Regions from separate parts of the Homo sapiens genome. Here region 2 is linked to region 1. Evidence: chromatin loops called from intact Hi-C (ENCODE). Cell type or tissue: OCI-LY7. All regions are shown on one strand.

The links. A loop is a pair of places that touch in the nucleus more often than their neighbours do. Peaks named below come from ENCODE experiments on the same cell type or tissue, not always from the same donor. Only the 100,000 strongest peaks of a DNase experiment are listed, where the experiment ranks them.
Region 2: it touches region 1 in a loop (6-fold over the local background); 11 of 110 quality-filtered maps call a loop at or near these places.

The regions. Positions count from the first base shown.
Region 1 is chrX:125,130,585-125,135,584 of GRCh38, forward strand. The region is part of intron 3 of TENM1 (teneurin transmembrane protein 1); the gene reads right to left. Among named protein-coding and RNA genes, the nearest start is that of TENM1, 71 kb to the right of the region's middle. In OCI-LY7, CTCF peaks have their summits at 787 (motif pointing left), 988 and 1,883 (motif pointing right); a DNase peak (open chromatin) is centred at 1,897.
Region 2 is chrX:124,385,880-124,390,879 of GRCh38, forward strand. It overlaps TENM1 (teneurin transmembrane protein 1), which reads right to left. Exons shown (of 35, transcript NM_001163278.2): 32 at 1-185. It overlaps LOC105373331 (a long non-coding RNA gene), which reads left to right. Exons shown (of 2, transcript XR_938576.1): 2 at 1,910-3,951. Among named protein-coding and RNA genes, the nearest start is that of SH2D1A, 42 kb to the left of the region's middle. In OCI-LY7, a CTCF peak has its summit at 2,850 (motif pointing right); DNase peaks (open chromatin) are centred at 2,292 and 2,902; H3K4me3 peaks cover 370 bases; H3K27ac peaks cover 1,085 bases.

The sequences.
Region 1 (5,000 bases):
TATGATTTACTTTGATTATAATTGAAATTATTTTTAAAAGATAATTTTAAATTCAACTTTTAAGTCAGCTTGACTTTATATACAAATCAGCTTGGCTTTATATACAAGCTGACTTAAAAGTTGAATTTAAAATTATCTTTTAAAAATAATTTCCTTTTGGTAATTCTTCCACGCATTCACTTGAATGTATACTGAGCACCCATTATCTGCCAGCCAGTGTTCTATGTGTTGGGAATACAATAATGAACAAAACAAAGTCCTTGTTCCCATAGAGCTTTCATTCCAGAGGGGATAGGGGAGACACTCGGTAAATAAAAAAGCAGGTAAAATATAAAGTATGTCAGAATGTAATAGGTACTGTAGAGTAAAACAAAGCAACATCAGAGGGTTATGGAGTATAAGAGAGGGTAAGCCCCTGCTGATAAAATGACATTTCAGCAGAGACTTGAAGGAAGTAAATTTTCAAACAGCAAAACACATAGGAATAAAGTATTTTATTAATTCACTTCATTTTGACAAACCTACTAATGGAATTTCTTCAAATTGTTATTATTTAAAGAAACAATCACCTTGTTCTACTACTATTAAATCCTAAGCTACTGTGGTTAACACAGAGGATTTCTTTTCTCATAGGCTCTGGTTTAATATTTCATGGCTCACATTTTCATGTATCTGTCTCTAAAAGACAGCTTTACTGATGCACTAGTCTAAACATGTGTTTATAGCCATCCCTCACATATATATTAAGGAGCTCCTGCCACCTAGTGAATAAAGAGAACACTGCTTTGTTTAAGGTATCAGCTGCTCTACCAGGTCAAAATTCCAGATCTCAAAATGTGGGAATTTTCTACCCAGAACTTAAAAGTGCCACCTGTCCAAAAAGGATTAAATCCTCATCAACTGCTGTCCAATAGTTTTGTATGTTGCACTTCAGTACTTATGAAGGTGACTTAAGCTTGGAACCAGGGATTTCTCTGGTGGCAGGCATTTGGCTGATTGCCTTGAAGAATGGAGTAGGGACTGACAATGAATCAGTAGAAATGGTGATGACTACTAGAGAAACAAATAAAAAGGGTCCTATTTTCTGTCATTTTTATATTGAAATGAAGGTCAAACCAACAATAGCAGGGGAAATGCATTCATCAGGCTAATTTAGCTCAATCTGGGTTATAAGAAGCTAGCTTTCTTGTACATCTAGACATGTTACAGTCATTACTCTTCCAATGGTTGTACATACTTGAGTACTTTGTTGGGTGCTGTTGTATTGAATATCCCTAAGCAACATCAAAATTCATGTAAATGAGGTGAAATTGCATTAAAGCGGCCAACATAACAGTTTCACACAACATTTGCATGATTTGAGCAATATTTAGAACGCAGAAAGTCCATGGAGCATGACTCATTTGACAGTTGGGGTGATTTCAATTTTCAATAAATTTGGTTAATTAATACTTTAATGATCGATTATTCCCTGTATCCCACAGTTAAGCGTGTTTTTCATTGCATGTGCATGGCCTTGGAACTAGTTTGAAAATGTCTTTGAGTTAGGGTTCAGATCTATTAGATGAGCTCTACATAGTGGCTTTCTCAAACAAAGCCTAATGAAAGCCTCTCCATGAGTCTCATTGAGTGGTCACATGGGGTTCTATTCTCCACAATCTAGTAACCTCAGGGGTTCAGAGAGAAAGGGTTGTTCTAGTGCAGGATACACTGAGTATGGCATCTGAGACAACTGCTTACAAGTGAGCTTCTAGTGATTACACCTGTTAGTATAAAGCTCCTTTTATCTTCCTTTTAAATTTTGCCTTTTCTCATTTTTCTCATGGCCTTATCTTTTCATCTTCTACTTATGCACATTGACTTTCTCTGGCTCCACCACTCTTGCTACCACTAGGAGGCACTATAATGTTGTAGAAACAACATAAGCTTTGGTGTCTGACACATCTGGATAGAGGGGGTAAGGATAACGCTGATAACGGTGATAACTACAAAGCAGATACCCTTTTTGAGTAGTTGGTGTCTGGAACACTGTTAAGTGACTTATACATATTATCTCATTAAATATCCACAAAATTCCTATGATTGATTGTAGGTACTATTATTGTCCCTGTTTTATTGATGGGGAAACCAGGCACAGAAAGTTTAAGTAGCTATCCCAAAGTCATACTGGTAGAAATTAGGGGAAGCCAGAATACAGGCTCACCTGCCTTTGCCTTTAGGGCCTAATTCTTAACTACAGTGTTTAAACAAGTTATTTAACCTCTCTGAGCTCCGGTTTACTCAACTATAAAATGAAGATGATAATGTATACACACTCATAACATTATTATGAAGGTAAAATATACCTAACTGATGAGTGCCTTTCCCTCCCATTTCTCCTTTCTTCTTCTTCTTTTTTTTCTTTCTTTTTTTATTATTATACTTTAAGTTCTAGGGTCTCGCTCTGTCGCCTAGGCTGGAGTGCAGTGGCATGATCTCTGCTCACTGCAACCTCCGCCTCCCGGGTTCACACCATTCTCCTGCCTCAGCCTCCCGAGTAGCTGGGACTACAGGCGTCTGCCACCACGCCTGGCTAATTTTTTTGTATTTTTAGTAGAGACAGGGTTTCACCGTGTTCGTCAGGATGGCCTCAATCTCCTGACCTCGTTATCCGCCCACCTCAGCCTCCTAAAGGGAGGGCCTTTAGGGATTACAGGCGTGAGCCACCGTGTCCGGCCTTCTTACTCCTTTCTTAGGAACATAGGCCACTGGTAATTCTTCAAGTATCACTAAGAACTTAATTTGTCAAACTCAAGGTGTAGCCTTAATTTTCTTCTTGAACTGACTGTCTCAGAGTTTATTTAGAACAGTTTCCCCATCACCCCATCCCTACCCCCAAGGTTACAAACGATACTCTCCGGATCATTACTCCAACATCAAGATAATCCTTTAAGCATGCACAGAGGAATAATGGCATCAAGAGAAATTAGCAGCTTTTAAAGCATCCCCTAAAGTCCTTGTCTCCTCCCCTCTCACTTACTTCAAGGTTTATGTTTGGCTTTATTCTAAAAGAGCAGTAGTATCTATTTATCAGGTCAGTGTTTACACTATGTAGAAATAGTATCTTTGTCCCAGTTGAGACCAGTATAGTGGCTACTGTCATCAAACTAGAGGTCCAGATGAAGTCCTGTAACTAAGAGAATAATCGCCTTTGCTCCAGAAAAATAAATAAATAAATAAAAATTGGAAATTGTTTTTTAAAAACGGGCTGATTTCATACTTACCAATGGACAGATTTACTGATCATTGGAGTTTACCACAATCCAAGGTGCCTTTCTGAAAAGCCTATTGCCCTTAGGGATGAAAAGATTGGAAAAAACCTTCTGTTTAGATATCAGTTGGTTTCCTCAGTTGTAAATGTTAAAAGCTGCTTTGGTGGAAGTCAGCCTGATTTTTGTATTTCGTTGCCAAGAAAGGGGGAGTTCTAAGAAAAGGTCCATGTATACTGCAACCACACCCCAGACACTAGATATCATCTGACCTTTGAATAAGTGTTTTGTTCATATTAATCTTGTCTCAAAGGTAAGATAAAGGTAAGATTACAAGAGCTCACTGTAGTGTATCAGTATATGTTATAATACACATAGTCTGCAGCAGCCTGCCTCACCTGAGGAAGCAGCCCAAACCAGTATTCCAGATCCAAATACAAGAGAAAGGCTGTTTAAAATCAGGGGCAAATGAAGGAATATAGATTTTTCACCATGGCTGTGTAATTAGGAGGACATGGCTACCTGTTTTGAATCTGGGCTAAAACTCTATTCCCGGTTTCTTCTTGCCTGAAATGAATCCTGACCAAGTTGCTTGTATGTTTGGACTCCAGTCTTGTACCCTCTTACCATGCTTAATCCTCTGGATGCAGTTCTCTAGTCTACATATACCAAACTGGGCTTCTGTTTGTGCCTCCAGCATGGCTGGATTTCTCACATCAACCACTAGTTTCCCCGAAACTCCCAATTATGACACAGGTTTGCTGGTTTGGCCTGATACCTTTAGCCCCAAGTTTGCTCTCCAAGATCATGCATCATTCTGTCCCTCCACACAGTGATCCACACAACCTGGCAGTCACTGCTAAATTTGAACACTCAGAGGGAAGAAAATGTGTCTCTGTAATTCTCTTGGCACAGCACACATGCAGTTAAGTGCTTTTTGATTATGATAACTGAATGTGCTCAAAAGTTCTCATAATAGAAACAAATTAAGTCCCTTCACAATGAAATTTATGAAGGCCCAGTAGATTAATAGTACCTCATGGTAGTGGATGAAAATGCCTTTTCACCACTAGTATAAATGAATCACTCTAAACTAACAGGGTGGTCTCTTTAAGAATAGGTACAAGAGAAAAGTGGATGGGAGAGAAGCAGAGAAGGTCCTAAACAGCAAAAACCACCCAGAGACCTGCCACATCCAAACAAGAATTTTATGAACATCCACTGCCTTCAATCTCCTTTATCTGAATTCATTTCAGATAGTACAATTTCTTTCAAAAGATCAAGGAAAAAAATGGCCTTGGGTGTGTATTCTATGAACAATGGTTGCAAAATGTTTTTTTATCACTAAAAGTTGCTGGGTTTCATCCTTAACACAACTTTTTTCAAAGCTGAAGTTATCTAATGCCCACAATAAAAAGCAGATCACTCTACTTGTGTGATCTGTTGTGATTTTAGCTCCCTGGGGATGTGACCATTTCTAACACAGGCCTATAAAGCACCTTCTGCATTACTGGCTTTCAAATGCTTGGCAGCAATGATTGAAAGAAATTGGATAGGAAGTTTAAAAATTAAAGTTCTCATTACAATGGTTAATTGGTTATGTGTAGGATTTTAGATTAACAGGATGACTACTAAATGATGTCTATCAAACCCTGGGGCTAATTATCTTTTCTCCCTCTGAATATCACTTTTACCGACACTAAAAATTACATAAAGCATGTGTTTCTATAAGCTTGGTATTGCATTAATGGG
Region 2 (5,000 bases), 740 kb before region 1:
CTATAGTCTTGGATAAAAGAAGTGCTACTGTCCGGTGGGGTGTAGATGTTCCGGTAGTAGCCCACTGAAAGCATGGTTTGTAAGCTGTGACGCACCATGCTAGGCATGGTGACTGAGAGCAGACAATCTGGTTGGTCATACTCAAAGATGTAACGCCGCTGGCTGTGTAGGAGAAGCATCACAGACTGAAACGAGACAAAGGCAGAATAGCATATTATGGACAACTAAAGTTGAGGCGACTAAAGAAAATACACATTCATCCATTCAACACAAATCAATCAAGCACTTACTGTGTGCCAGACACTGTGGCAAACCCTAGTGGATACAGTAGTGCACAATAGTGGTGTCTATCTTCATGAAATTTACAGTTTTAATGGAGGAGAAAGACAAGTAACCAAGCAATTACAATATAGTGTGAAATGTGTTATGACAGGGGAGTTACAGAGTGCTTCTGGAAGGCAGAGGAAGACCAGCTTACTCAGACTTGAGAGACCAGAAAAGGCTTCTTGGATAAAGTGGCATCTGAGTTGAGACATAAAGATTGCCTAGGGATTGTCCAGGTGAAGGCAGGGAGCCGGGGGCAGGGGTAGGGAAAGAGTATTCTTGGCAGAGAGCACAGCCTTGTGAGGGTCTGGATATGAAAAAGAACACGGCTTTTTCAGAGAATGAGAGAAATTTTGTGTGGCTAGAACTTGAGTATGTTGGGAGTGGTGGGAATGGCAGGAGATGACGTCAGCTATGTAGGCTGAGTCCAGATCATGCTAGGCTTTCTAAGCCACACTAAGGAGTTTGGATTCAAGTATGTTGGCAACAGGGAGTCATCGAAGGGTTTCTATTTTATTTCATTTTTTTAGAGCCAGGGTCTCACGGTGTTGCCCAGGCTGGAGTGCAGTGGTGTAGTCATAGCTCACTGCAGCCTCGAACTCCTGAGCTTAGGCTATCCTCCTGTCTCAGCCTCCTGAGTAACTGGGACTACCAATGTGTGCCACTGCATCTGGCACTCTTGAAGGGTTTTAAGCAAGTTAAGGGACGGTTGCAAGAGGGCACTTGCAAGCTGGGAGAAACTGTCAAGTTGGTATTTTAGAAAGGTTACTTCAACGTGCATATGTTTCAGAGGAAGGTAAATGGATGGCAGGGCATTTCACAAATTAATTTATAGTTATCATAAAGTATTGATTGACTTCACATACTAGATGTCTTCCTAAAAATTGTGCATAAAATATTATTATGGCACTATTAATGTTTTGCAATTGATGTTTTAACTTCACATTTCCATTTGTGTTTTAATATTAGGGAAGCATGTCATTAAAACTGAATGATTCTCTGGTTATGCAGCCCCTCTCCCCCAAACTGATCTGTATTTTAGAAACAGTTGTTTGTTGAGGTATAATGCAGGTAACAGGTGTTTCATAAATATTGATTGTCTTGTTTTAATTCTAAATGCAGACATAAAAGGAGCACTGTTTTAGGGAGGACTCTAATTGACTGACATGTGCATCTCATCTTTTAATAAAAATAAAAATTTCTCATCCTTGGAGATTCTGATATGACTCCCTAGAGGAGCTTTATCCTTCCCCTTTAGAAAATTACCTTTTCAAGCAAAGAGATTTAGTTGAGGGTTATTTATTCAAGTTTGTGTTATGAAAACAATAGGTATATTTTCATTTTCTAAGCACAAATTATATAAATATTTATGAATGTGAATTACACAAGTATATGTAATGTACATTTATATCTTCTAAATATGACATTACATTCTAATATTGAATGTGCTTTCTGAAACTGCATATCCTCCCTACCCTTCTGAGAATTATTGACTTTGAATTGCATTTCAGTACCATGAAGTCAAAGTCAGTGGTTATTTGCTCATTTGTTCATTCTTTCTTTTCCACCAACATTACGCCTGCAGAGCCAGAGGTGAGTGCAGAAATCCTGTCAATTCGTCACTTGTGGACAACCTGCAGCTTGCCACAGCCTACAGTTCCACCACTGTGACCTCTGAAAACCTCCTGAACAAAAGGAAGGAGACTTGGAAATCCTGAATGGGCTTGGAGACATTAAGGGAGAACTGCCTCCCTGGACCAAGGCAGAATTCAATAGAACCAGCAAGAAATTTTCCTATGAATGGGAAAGCAGGTGGCAGGGGGCAGGGGTGGAAAAGCTTTGTACAGGAATTGTGGAAAAGCTTTTGCATTATCTCTAGTCTGAAAGTCACATTTCTCAGTTCCTTTCCACTCTCTTCTGTCAACTTGCTGTGAGTAAATGACATCTGTCACCTGTGACACGGGCCAGGGACTATCACCATATGGCCCCCACACATTATCTAGTACCAGCCTGCCTGGGCCATGCCTTTTCCAGTCACTGTACCAGCCTTTCCAAGTATTTATGGCACGTCGTTGTTATTCTCTCCTCTGTTCCCATCCTCCTGCCTGCAGTAAACCACTGCCTGAACCGTGTTCCTAGGTGGTGCTGATGCTGGGCTGTCTCAAAAGCCCTTAGTCTGTTTCAAAGCTTCCTGCCAATGGCAAGAATGTGGATGATGTGATTAGAAATCAAATGAATGTAACTGTTACATTGCCAAAATACCATTTAGCTCTCATTTGGCTGCTTTTTCACTTTGGGTGGGCATTATTATCAGTTTGCTCAAAAACAGTGCTTATGAATCTATCCAATGTCCACAATGCTGTTATAGGATAAAAGGCCATTTCTTATTAGTCCAAATAACAGAGTGGGAGACTTTTATTCTTTTAATTGATTGTGAGGTTCTAAAAGAGATAATTGTAAAAGCAACAACAACAGCAACAGCAATCATGGCTGTATGCTTATTTGAACAAGACTAGAAATGAGAGCAGAAATTTGAAAAGTTAAAGCATTTGAATGACCACCAGATGGCAGTGTGGGGCCACCTGGAAGCTGAAGCCAAAGTCGTCGTTCTGTCTCTCTAGGCAGCCTCTGAAAGTGTCAGCCCCAAAGAGGCAATTGCTGTAAATGTATAAGGCTAAAGTATCTTATTAAATGATTATAAAATATATTTAAATGCATTTTAAAAATGAAGTTCATAAGAATTATTTTAGGAAACTGAAAGGTTTACATTTACTCTAATACAAAATTTTAGCCCACAAGTCTTCAAAATATAATTAACTCAGAGAAGTCTCATAAATCAAGACAGAGAATTAATGACCACATAGAGAAAATTTAAGAAACAATAATTGATTTTTTTAATAGGGAAGAGATCATTAAGCAACCACAGCCATTACCCAAATAATTATTTTTCTCCTAATGGCTACAACCATTGTGCATGAAAATGATATGCATAAGTTTCACTTACTCTAGAAGAAGTCAAACTATTTTCACAAAATTTCTGCGTGTTAAGGTGAAAAATCTGCTGCTGCTTTTTAATACATCGTGACACAGGTATGGCAAGCGAATTCACAAGGTAATACCAGAGTATTTTGGGGTGTAAAAAGAGAAATCCATTTTAAAGTTTGAGAATTCTTAGTTTAAAATATACTACAAGAACGAGCCTCTTTATCCCTGCTCTGCCCCTGTCATAGTGGGAGAATGTGCCACAAAGGCCATATTAATGAGAGGACTGGAAAGAACACAAGGAGATACAAAACCTCAAGTCAGTGAAAAAGTTACATGTTACATGGGATTTTGGTAAATTCAATGTTCTTTCCCTTTTTCCCTCTAGAATCACAATTTCAAAGATGCTTTAATTTCCTCCCTCCCTCCCTGCCTCCCTCCCTTCCTTCCTTCTTCCCTCCCTTACTTTCTTCTGCTCTTTCTTGTTTTGATTTACCTCCAAGTGGCAGTAAGTGCTAGCTAGCATTTAAATTCTCTACTTGGGTGTTTTATATTAAGTTATTTCATTTAATTATATCTATTCAGTGAATTAGTTATGATTACTGGTAATAATAATGTTAATAAAATCAATTTTATGACAAATGACTTTTGGAAAGTAAAGAATCGTTCCATAATTATGCGTTCTGTAGGTTCTGAGTTTTGCATAACAGGACTGCTTAAATCAGTAGCTACCCTTTTAATTAGAGAACAAATTAAATATAAAATCAAGAAAGGAACAAAAGTGAACTCAAAGGTACAAATAAGCTGGTTTGTCTCACTGGTCAGAAAGTTACCAGGACTTGTCTTGATACCTTATTCTGGGTGAGGAAGGTCTTATTTTTGTCCACTGCAGACACTGGCAGTCTCACCGAGGTTTTTGTTTGTTTGCTTAGCAATTATTGCCAACTACGTTTTTGTAGCAAAGAGAACTTGTGAAGTTTGCTTCACGTGATTCTTTGCTTAAGTAAATTTGATGGAATAATCAGTGAATTCGGAAAAGAGAAACAATAAAATCTCCTCATTGGTGTCAGAGAAGAGGCTAAATAACTGCACCCAGGGATGAAATTGAAGTTTTCAATAGGCTCTTATGTTATTGTGCAGATAGTCTAAAGGGAAAGTCTTTTTTTTATTATTATACTTTAAGTTTTAGGGTACATGTGCACAATGTGCAGGTTAGTTACGTATGTATACATGTGCCATGCTGGTGCGCTGCACCCACTAACTCGTCATCTAGAGGGGAAAGTCTTATGAGACCTAGATGTGACTGTCTATAGGCAATTAGCTCAGTTGGTCGGACTCTGGTGCCAATGAGGTTGGAATTATGAGTGCAATCCTACGTATGCTTCTAAGGAGTGCTGGCTACTTAACTAGTCACATGGGGGACCTGTGGAAAGATTGGTGCAAACCTGTCTTCCTTTCTGAAAAACTAACTCAGCTAATATTCTGTTAGTGATCAGTAGCACTGTTTTTTTCATATGAAGGTCATCAATATACACCTTAAGAAATACTTTGCCTATGCACACATACCAGCAAATTTTTGGATTCAGTTAATGTTGTAACAGGCTTGGCATTCTGTAGGCACTAGTCACACGGTTTTGCCAATCATTCTTGTTACCAAAATTCAAAAGAGGAAAGACCTGCTCTATAAGATTCAG